Regions from separate parts of the Homo sapiens genome. Here region 2 is linked to region 1. A link is a contact called in ENCODE Hi-C or POLR2A ChIA-PET data. All regions are on one chromosome and are shown on one strand. Each heading gives the region's core, a stretch centred on a gene start or an enhancer-like site at or near the end of the contact. The rest is flanking DNA. Distances are from core to core; before and after follow the strand shown. Region 1 holds the start of SNCA (synuclein alpha). Region 2 has its middle 80 kb from the start of GPRIN3.

The links. A loop is a pair of places that touch in the nucleus more often than their neighbours do. ChIA-PET counts read pairs that join two places held with the same protein, here RNA polymerase II (POLR2A). Pooled maps may share reads with other maps.
Region 2: a pooled map shows a loop between it and region 1 (7-fold over the local background). The contact joins the enhancer-like site here to the promoter of SNCA in region 1. A Hi-C loop is called at or near these places in 6 of 50 pooled maps. POLR2A ChIA-PET finds 5 or more read pairs at or near these places in 2 of 52 experiments (HEK293T and naive thymus-derived CD4-positive, alpha-beta T cell).

Annotation. Positions count from the first base shown.
Region 1 is chr4:89,834,248-89,839,775 of GRCh38, reverse strand. It overlaps SNCA (synuclein alpha), which reads left to right and starts at 2,615. Exons shown (of 6, transcript NM_000345.4): 1 at 2,615-2,814; 2 at 4,084-4,229. The coding sequence starts at 4,109. SNCA-AS1 (SNCA antisense RNA 1) reads right to left here and starts at 3,375. Exons shown (of 4, transcript NR_045481.1): 1 at 3,042-3,375; 2 at 1,370-1,515.
Region 2 is chr4:89,224,692-89,230,219 of GRCh38, reverse strand. No RefSeq gene overlaps it. Among named protein-coding and RNA genes, the nearest start is that of GPRIN3, 80 kb to the left of the region's middle. Within about 2 kb of position 3,104, at least 2 of the 41 ENCODE cell types and tissues checked have a DNase peak (open chromatin) inside an H3K27ac peak, as active enhancers do.

The DNA of each region.
Region 1 (5,528 bases), core at 1,366-3,865:
TTGTTATGACTAAATAACATAGTACATTAGTCCTTTGCCAAAGGACTAACAAATTACCAAATAAAAGTTTGGAATCATGTTAAACGTTTATAAGAAGTGCAACTGTCCAGAAATAATTCTCTCACATTGGTCTGTTGTAATGAGACCTAAAATATCTCATTTTATTTACCTCTTTGACTTAAAGCACTAGGTCTCAAGGAGGTCATGGTTATACTATAAATATGTCATGTGAAATAATATATTAAATAATTGTTGTAATACTCTATTGAGATACTAGTTGTAAAGAGGCACAATGGAAAACTTATACTATTAACAGTAGTAAAAAGAAACAACAAAAAGCAATAAAAAACAAAACACCCATTCATGCAACGACATGAACGAACCTCACAAATATTATACTGAGTAAAAGAAGTCAGACAAATATAAAACAAAGTTTATACTACGTGATTAGATCTTTATGACATTCTAGAATATGCACATGAAGGTACAAGGTAACTGTCTGGAATGATGAAAATGTCCTGTGTCTTCAAAATAGTGTGGGTTACACTAATGCATGGCTTTTTCAAAACTGATTTAAAGGGACACAACATCTGAGCATTTCCCTAGGTGTAAATTACACTGCAATTTTAAAGAATCATCTAATGATATTGTGGTTATTTTTAAACAGTCCTTAAATTTTGTGGATGCATACTGAATGTTTACAGCTGAAAAGATATATATAAAGCTTGAATTTGGTAAAAAAAAAAAAAAAAGAGGGAGGATTGGTAGTGATAAAGTGAGTGGACTTATGGATGAGACATGATCAGCCATGCATTGAAAAAATGTAAAAGTTGGATGATCTTCACATGAGAGTCCTTTATTCTGTCTACTTTTGCATATGTTTGAATATTTCCCATAACAAAAAGTTGAAAATAGAGTGATCACATGAGTTAATCTCCTAATTTACAAAAAAGAAAACTGGAAACAGAAGGAGAACAAAACTTGTTCAAGGTCTCAAAGCCAGACAGCAAACTAGCTCCCAAGTCCAACCTTCTTGCTCTGGTCCTAAGCAAACAAAAAATATTAATATGAGCTACTGCATTAAGGAAAGTCTGCTTTTCCAAAGGGCAGACCAATAGTTCAAGGAAGAGTTTAAATAATAAATATTTGTGATCTTACTTTCATGCTTTTCTATTTTCCACTGAACACATATGCATTATCTTCTATATGTCTTTTATGTATAATCATTTGCTTCCTGTTCCTTGTGGTTTTAAAGTTGTTTTGTATGTTTAAATTTGATTTTACTCAAATTTCAGAACCCAAATTAGCGCAAGAATCAGACAAAGCATAACTTTCTATAAATATAAAAACAATTAAAAAAAAAACATACAGCAAAAACGAGTTGTTGTTTCCCCCCTCCTCTTCCAGTGCTTAACTAATCTTCCGAATCCAGGCACAGAAAGCAAAGGCTTTCTGCTAGTGGGAGGAGCTTGCTTCTCCATTCTGGTGTGATCCAGGAACAGCTGTCTTCCAGCTCTGAAAGAGGTGAAAATGTGTTAAGCGATGCAAAAATTGTCTTGAAGTTCGCGTGTGTATGTCTGTGTGCATGTGCGTGTGGTGGGTGGGGGGAGAGAAAAGGGGGTGTCAATTCTGAGGGCAACGAGAATCAGAAGTCAGAAAGGTGAGTGGTGTGTAGCATCTCCCTTTCAGAAGGGGCTGAAGAAGAAATTGGATATGATGGTCCGGTAGGCTAAATCACGCTGGATTTGTCTCCCAGATAAAGGGAGGTCTGCAAAGTAAGTCCCATTTCTAGAGCGAAAAGCCTTAGGACCGCTTGTTTTAGACGGCTGGGGAATATTTATTCCTTGTTCCACTGATGGGAAAATCAGCGTCTGGCAGGCGCTGATTGGTGGAAAGGAAAATGGTGATAGTGGCGTGGAAAGAGGATTTGCTGAGCCTTCTCCTGCCTCCTCAACCTGTGACTCTTCCTTAGTAGTCTCCCTTTCACCCTCAGGACCCTTTCCGGCTCTTCCTAGATTAAGAGCAAACGAAAACCTTGAAGATATTTGAACTAAAGCGACCCCTAACGTTGTAACCTGTGACCGTGATTAAATTTCAGCGATGCGAGGGCAAAGCGCTCTCGGCGGTGCGGTGTGAGCCACCTCCCGGCGCTGCCTGTCTCCTCCAGCAGCTCCCCAAGGGATAGGCTCTGCCCTTGGTGGTCGACCCTCAGGCCCTCGGCTCTCCCAGGGCGACTCTGACGAGGGGTAGGGGGTGGTCCCCGGGAGGACCCAGAGGAAAGGCGGGGACAAGAAGGGAGGGGAAGGGGAAAGAGGAAGAGGCATCATCCCTAGCCCAACCGCTCCCGATCTCCACAAGAGTGCTCGTGACCCTAAACTTAACGTGAGGCGCAAAAGCGCCCCCACTTTCCCGCCTTGCGCGGCCAGGCAGGCGGCTGGAGTTGATGGCTCACCCCGCGCCCCCTGCCCCATCCCCATCCGAGATAGGGACGAGGAGCACGCTGCAGGGAAAGCAGCGAGCGCCGGGAGAGGGGCGGGCAGAAGCGCTGACAAATCAGCGGTGGGGGCGGAGAGCCGAGGAGAAGGAGAAGGAGGAGGACTAGGAGGAGGAGGACGGCGACGACCAGAAGGGGCCCAAGAGAGGGGGCGAGCGACCGAGCGCCGCGACGCGGAAGTGAGGTGCGTGCGGGCTGCAGCGCAGACCCCGGCCCGGCCCCTCCGAGAGCGTCCTGGGCGCTCCCTCACGCCTTGCCTTCAAGCCTTCTGCCTTTCCACCCTCGTGAGCGGAGAACTGGGAGTGGCCATTCGACGACAGGTTAGCGGGTTTGCCTCCCACTCCCCCAGCCTCGCGTCGCCGGCTCACAGCGGCCTCCTCTGGGGACAGTCCCCCCCGGGTGCCGCCTCCGCCCTTCCTGTGCGCTCCTTTTCCTTCTTCTTTCCTATTAAATATTATTTGGGAATTGTTTAAATTTTTTTTTTAAAAAAAGAGAGAGGCGGGGAGGAGTCGGAGTTGTGGAGAAGCAGAGGGACTCAGGTAAGTACCTGTGGATCTAAACGGGCGTCTTTGGAAATCCTGGAGAACGCCGGATGGGAGACGAATGGTCGTGGGCACCGGGAGGGGGTGGTGCTGCCATGAGGACCCGCTGGGCCAGGTCTCTGGGAGGTGAGTACTTGTCCCTTTGGGGAGCCTAAGGAAAGAGACTTGACCTGGCTTTCGTCCTGCTTCTGATATTCCCTTCTCCACAAGGGCTGAGAGATTAGGCTGCTTCTCCGGGATCCGCTTTTCCCCGGGAAACGCGAGGATGCTCCATGGAGCGTGAGCATCCAACTTTTCTCTCACATAAAATCTGTCTGCCCGCTCTCTTGGTTTTTCTCTGTAAAGTAAGCAAGCTGCGTTTGGCAAATAATGAAATGGAAGTGCAAGGAGGCCAAGTCAACAGGTGGTAACGGGTTAACAAGTGCTGGCGCGGGGTCCGCTAGGGTGGAGGCTGAGAACGCCCCCTCGGGTGGCTGGCGCGGGGTTGGAGACGGCCCGCGAGTGTGAGCGGCGCCTGCTCAGGGTAGATAGCTGAGGGCGGGGGTGGATGTTGGATGGATTAGAACCATCACACTTGGGCCTGCTGTTTGCCTGAGTTTGAACCACACCCCGAGTGAGCAGTTAGTTCTGTTGCCTACGCCTTTCCACCATCAACCTGTTAGCCTTCTTCTGGGATTCATGTTAAGGATACCCCTGACCCTAAGCCTCCAGCTTCCATGCTTCTAACTCATACTGTTACCCTTTAGACCCCGGGAATTTAAAAAAGGGGTTAATCTTTTCATGCAACTCCACTTCTGAAATGCAGTAATAACAACTCAGAGGATTCATCCTAATCCGTGGTTAGGTGGCTAGACTTTTACTAGCCAAGATGGATGGGAGATGCTAAATTTTTAATGCCAGAGCTAAAAATGTCTGCTTTGTCCAATGGTTAAATGAGTGTACACTTAAAAGAGTCTCACACTTTGGAGGGTTTCTCATGATTTTTCAGTGTTTTTTGTTTATTTTTCCCCGAAAGTTCTCATTCAAAGTGTATTTTATGTTTTCCAGTGTGGTGTAAAGGAATTCATTAGCCATGGATGTATTCATGAAAGGACTTTCAAAGGCCAAGGAGGGAGTTGTGGCTGCTGCTGAGAAAACCAAACAGGGTGTGGCAGAAGCAGCAGGAAAGACAAAAGAGGGTGTTCTCTATGTAGGTAGGTAAACCCCAAATGTCAGTTTGGTGCTTGTTCATGAGTGATGGGTTAGGATAATCAATACTCTAAATGCTGGTAGTTCTCTCTCTTGATTCATTTTTGCATCATTGCTTGTCAAAAAGGTGGACTGAGTCAGAGGTATGTGTAGGTAGGTGAATGTGAACGTGTGTATTTGAGCTAATAGTAAAAAATGCGACTGTTTGCTTTTCCAGATTTTTAATTTTGCCCTAATATTTATGACTTTTTAAAAATGAATGTTTCTGTACCTACATAATTCTATTTCAGAGAACAGTTTTAAAAACTCATAGTCTTTTAAAAAATAATCAAGAATATTCTTAAGAATCAAAATCATTGATGGATCTGTGATTTCTTTTACCATCATGAAAAATGTTTGTCAATTTTAATCCATTCTGATTTTTAAAATATGACTTTGATATGCCCCTGTGATGTGTATAAAGAGACCTATTTGTGGCCCTAAAATGGAAAGAACAGATTAGTCTTTGATAGAGTTACTTCATGTGATCATTTGGTCTCTGTGAACACTGAGGACAGAGAAAAGTGCTTGAGGGCTGCTACTAATCTCTCAGAAACATTTGTATAGTTCATCCATCAAATGACACACATACTAAAAGAATAAAGAAATTGATGCTTATTACCTACTTGTTCCTAAAGTTCCACCTTGGGGTATACACCCAAACTCTGACTCTCTTTTCTGTAACTTGAACTGTATTCAATTGAGTGTTATTTTACAAACCACTTTGAATTCCTTGGAAAAGAATAGACACACACTCTCATCCACAGGCATAGACACACACACTCAACACAGACACATTGCCCATTCTTCCTCTCTTCTTTCTCCTCTGAGCTTTTTCACATTCTCTGGTGGCAACTATAGCAGTAAGAGTCACAGGATGAACAGTCAGGTGGAGGATGACCACATTGAGTTGCCTAGCTGAAACATGTGCTCCGTCTATGTCTGCAAAGTGAAAGAAAGCTACACTATCTCTTCAACATAGATCAGTGGGGGAAATTTTATACTTGGGATGATTTATATGAATGCATCTCATCAAAGTTCACAACACATTTTTTTTTCAGTTTTTTATTTTCAGTTTTTAGAGTCAGGGCCTTGCTCTGTCGCCCAGGCTGGACTGCAGTGATGCTATCATAGCTCACTGCATCCTTGAATTCCTGGGCTCAAGTCATGCCCCCACCTCAGCCTCCTGAGTAGCCAGGATTATAGGCATGTGCCACTGCCTCATTATTTAGACTTTTCTTATGTTGACTTAATCTTCCCACAAA
Region 2 (5,528 bases), core at 1,855-4,354, 610 kb after region 1:
CAAACACAACGCATTAGTACTCTTTGGGAAAAGTATCAGAAACACTAAAGAAATAAGCACTGACACAGATGATTTGCTAGATAACTGGTCAATTTAGGAAAAACAAGAACAGATCATATCTCCTTCTGAAAACTTTCCAGGGCATAATAACCAGCTCTGCCTATATTTGGGAGAATTTTTCTACATTAGGTCAAATGTCAACCTGAATCTGAATCCTAGAACCCAAAATGGATTCAAACAAAATGAAATCAGAAGAACCACTCTTTTACTCAACAGACATATATTACGCACCTGCACCCAACATGTATTAGAAATTTGAGTGACCCTCAGCCTTACCCTGCAGAGGCTCCCAGATACATAAACCACTAAACACAGCAATATGAGAAGGGCCATGTTAGAGCCATTATCAGTTACTTTAGGAGCCCAGAAGTTGAGCACTGGCCCTGCCTATAAAGTTCAATCATGAAGATAAAGAATGGAAATAAAAGAACACCGTACACACTGTCTGTGTGTATATTTGCACTCCTGTATATTTATAGTTTCTTGTATTATAATGTCATAAGTTATTTGTCACTGGACACATAATACCCACCACATAGGTAAATTTTTACTAATGTAATTTTTTTAGGTCACATAATTGATTAGATGTGATACTTTTAAGCGGACTGTAACATGAAAAATCACTGTGTGAATGAACACTGAAAAGAAAAACTTTTATGTATTATATTATATATATATATACAATATGAGGAGATGATACAGTATGATATATGACATGGAGAGATGAACCTTCATTATTCAGAACCCCTAAATCATGTCTGGAACCAGTAGTTGAGGAAGATACATCTGATTCAAAATAATTTTTAAGAGTGCTTTTTTGTTCCTACAAAACATATAAGGCCCACTGTTTCCTTTTGTTTTTACCTGTTGTGTTTGTGATCTATGGAACATATATATAACAAAGAATGCCAAATATCAGTTCAGAAAAAAAAATGGCCTACCAGTGTTCAATGTTTCCTAATACAAAAACAATAAATCACATTATATTCTTCAGTGAAAAAGTCATGTGAATCAACACAAAATTGGTCTAAAACAGGAATCTACTTCTCACGTGCTCACCTTGGGTGCCCTCTAACTTGGTTTGCCTTGAAGTGCTCAGTATCCTCACACCCCCATACTAGGAACTACAGTGTAGAAGGAGTGTTCTCACATAGCCATCAGGAATTTGGTATGTCAGTATTTGAGGCAGATGCAATTTAGTGATTGCACTCTTGTGACAGCAGATACCAATTCATTAGCAGCCCTGTTCAGACAACAGGGCTCCTCACTGTCCACGTCTTGCCTGGTTATTGATGAACATTAAAGAAGCAACAGGAATGAATAAGAAATTATGCCATTGGTCTAAATCTATCTAATGCATCCTTTCAAGTTCTTGAGAGACAACACATTTATTTTTCCAACCTTGTCCTACATGGTCAAAAGTTGTACAGTTCTGTTCATAATGCTTATCTGTGTTTAGTGCATGTCTTAGTCATGGAAACAGGCAAGGTTATGGTGGCCTGGGTTTTCTTTTTTAGTCTCTACTATACTCTTGGGATATTGAAGAGTCTTCAAAACCAAAATTATCCCAGTTTAATTTAAAAGAGCCAGAGAGAAATCCTCTTTTCACAATTTGACTATTCAACCTATAGATTTCAGAGGGTTTCTATCCCCCTAACATGAATAGGAGTAATATTAAAATCTTCTAAGCCCACACGCTGCCTATAATATAAGCTGACACCTTTAAAGTGTTAGCGTTTGTAGCCATCAACACCACTCCTTGATGTCGCCTGCACCTGGCACACCATTCCTATACGTCCCTCCAGTAGAGACAGGCAGAAACTACATCCCATTTATGAACTAGCACTAGAAATTGTATAGCATCCTTTCTGAGATACTCCATTAGTCAAGGCAGTTACAAGCCCTGCCTAGATTCAAGGGGAGAAAACAAACCCCACTGAGAAGTGTGTCAATCGCCTTGTAAGGAAATCATGTGAGTTTGATAACCATATTGGTGCCGCCATCTTTAGAACATAAAATCTGTGCTCTGTCGTACCCTTCCTCCAAAGGTAAGGCGGGCCCAGTTCTTAGACATATAATGACCTTTCTCTCCTGGTTCAGTTGGAACCAAAGACTTACTTTACTCAGCTGTAGTATCAGTAATTAATAACTTTACATCATTCGTGAAAGTTCAGCTAGAAATGAATAATATTTAAATTAAGAATGCACTACGTAAGACTTTGTAATAAACTGTCTAATTGGAAGTTTATTGCGAGGTTAAGTCTCTTAAACTAACTTCCCTAATGAAACGGAAAAATTTTTTTAATAATTTGGCAAAAATAAATATTGAATCCTAAATTTAAATAAGAGAAGGAAACAGTAATTAATTGAAATCATTTATACCACATCGTTATCTAAAACCTGGCTGTTGGTAAGAATGGCATAACATTCCATTTTAATTTTTAAATATAAAGTTAATTAACAGATTTCTGGACTATGGACTTTAATAAATTATCAGTAATCACTAACAAAATAATTATTTGAATAATAAATGCCTTCTAGGTGTTTGAAGTTCCTCAAGCTGGTGGAGGGGAAAAGGAGTTTCCTCATATATTTCTTAAATCTCTTAGTTTTCCACCTTCAAACGTCTGTATTTTTTCTCTTTTGCAAGAAACTTTCAATTAAGCAACCATAACTTCAAGCCTTTGTCTAAATCATATTAAATTCTGAACAGACACGTTCCAACATGATCGTTGATCAAACTTGAGAGCAGGGAAGCAAAAAGAAAATCTACGTAGATACATCTTCATTTCTGTACCCTGTATGAAAAAAAAATGTAGTTACAATATCGCCAAGGTCTTCTCTGGAATTTGAGACCTCAGTAAAAGCCTTTTCCGTATCCATGGATTAAAGAAAAAGAGAGTGAACTGCCCTACCCTAAGCGTTGGAACCTGGAGTTAGCCTTGCCAGGGCAGTGAAACCCAAGGAATGAAGCCACGGGTTGCATGAGAAAAACCAAGCTGTGACTGCCCTCTGCTGGAAAGGTCTGGATGACCTGTCTCTGAAACTCTTGGTAGGCCCTAGAGGTAGTTCCCCTCCACTCTCCCTCCTGCCAACTGTGAACAAAAGTTCTCTGAAAAGGAATTTGAAGGAAAGAGACTTTATTCCAGTGAACAGTTTGCTAACTGGTGAGACACAGCCTTAGGTGTAAAACAAAGGTGGTTCCAGAGAACAAAGAAAGAGTGTGGGTTTTATAGCAAAAGCTTCAGCCCAGCTTCCCGAGCAGGTCCTTTTATGTAAACAAAGGATTCAAACTTCCTTATTGCTGATTGGCTGACACAGCTGAGTTCTGATTGATTGATAGAGCCAAGCTGTGACTGGTTGGTTCAGGTGAGCTCTGAAAGTCCCAAAGTTAAAAAAGTGTGGCTTTTTGTGCATCTCAGAGTATGTGTGTGAACTTTAGTCAGCACATAGCTCCTTGGTCTATTTTAAATAGCCACTTGGGATCCATTCTGAAGGACTGACTCTTTCAAGTTCACATTTGTTCACACAACTAAGCCCATAAATGCCCCATCAGCTAGTTGCTACAACCTCCACCCTGTCTGCTCCAGCCTGCCACCATGCTAGATCTTTCTTCTCCTTAGGTCTGTACTGTGACTTCTTAATTAGTAGTAAGTAAGCCGTGGGTCTTTGCTTTCCCCATTAATTGCCAAGGTGACATTCTGCCACAAGCCTGAGACATCTGTCTCTTCACCAATTCCACCCAAAAAAACTGAAGTATTTTATCTTTAGAGATGAGATGGGCAAAATAGGCTACAAGCATAGCTGACTGCTGTACAATCCACTCATGCCTCTGAGTTATCTTCTTTAACACACAGCTATTCTAGAATGGAATAGAAAGGTCTATGCCCTACAAGAGACCCATGCGTGAATCGTAATGTGTATGCTAACTAAAATAACATATTTCTAAAGAACTTAATTATAATTGCATAATTGTAATTACTTTTGTCCTAGATTAACATATTTGAAAAAATAAATTATTTACATAATTCAAAAACCTTGAGCTCTTACCCGTCTGTGGATTTGAATGACCATACATCATGATTTAAGCCAAAATTTATCTGATTTATCACGCTTATCTGTACAATTATCAGCTACCTCCTTAATTATATTTCACATAGCCACCTCTGACAATCCCTGGGGAGTTACACAAATGCCCACAAAACAGTAAAATTGTATTCTTCCCCTCCTCGCTTTTAGATGGTTTCTGCTGTTTGCAAATCCATCATAAATACCATTACCACAGCTCCAGGTACTTTCTGGGGATTGCCTGCCAATCCCATGAAGTTGTCTCCCTGACTTTCCAATGCCTAAAGACCCTTGAGCTAGTGAACCCTATAGTTTTACTGCACTTAAGCTAAACTCAATTCAGCACATAAGGAAAAATAATGGTGTCTCTAGGTAAGGATCAGAGAAAGCCCATAAACCTTGGTGAAACTGAGAGCTAAACCTCCTCTTAACCTCTCTATCTTATAGTCTCTGCTGCCCCAAACTCATCCTGCCTTTATTATCTGGAGAGCAAAAGGAGAAAAAATCTTTCCCCCTCCAAATTCTGTTCTCCCATGCACATTACCTATTAATTCACTGATAGATCAGCTCTCTTGGTAAACCAGTTTATTCAACGGAGTAGATGGAGGGAAAGGTAATAAAAGAAAGTCTTGGTGGTGATCAAATTTGAGAACCCTGAGCTATGTTGTGTTTAAGCCCCTCTACAGGACTTTTTTTTCTTGATGATAAAACTTCTGACATCAATTTGCTCGCCAGGAATGTGAAAGTTTTTCTTATCTAACTTTCCTGGAGTACTTTCTCCCTATCACCATTCCTACCACTACCACTTCCAACCAATCCAATACTTATTCTCAATTTTTCCTCCCTTGCTCTGTCTAATAAGCATTATATATCTTATCTATGAAGTACAGTCTGTCTCTAGGTAGCTCTATACTGCAGGGATTTTTTTTTTCAGCTCGCGAGACTAATTTTTGTGTTTTATTGTCTAAACTCTTTTTATTTTTCCTACTCTCAGATGTCACCAAACAGCAATTTAAGAGTTTGATGTTGATAAGCCTCTTTATATATTAAAAAGATAATAATATTTATAACTTATTGAGTGCTTTAAAGATATCATCTTATATTATGTCATACTGTGATCAATACATTCCTATCCTCATTTAGAGAATTTTTTTAACAGTGATTTATTCTTTAAAAAAAAATCAATAAGATGACAGAGCAAGGACTCAAAACCAAATCTGTTTGTTTTCAAGTCCATACCCCTACATTTCTGCTCAGTAAAAGTTGAGAATAAGGAAGGAAACAAAAAGAGGCCTCTGCAACCAAAATAAATGTCACAAAGTCCATGTGCTAAAGCTCATTAACTTATCCCAGAGGGAATCCCTCAGACTCATAATCAGAGCCTATTCAGTCTAATCCTT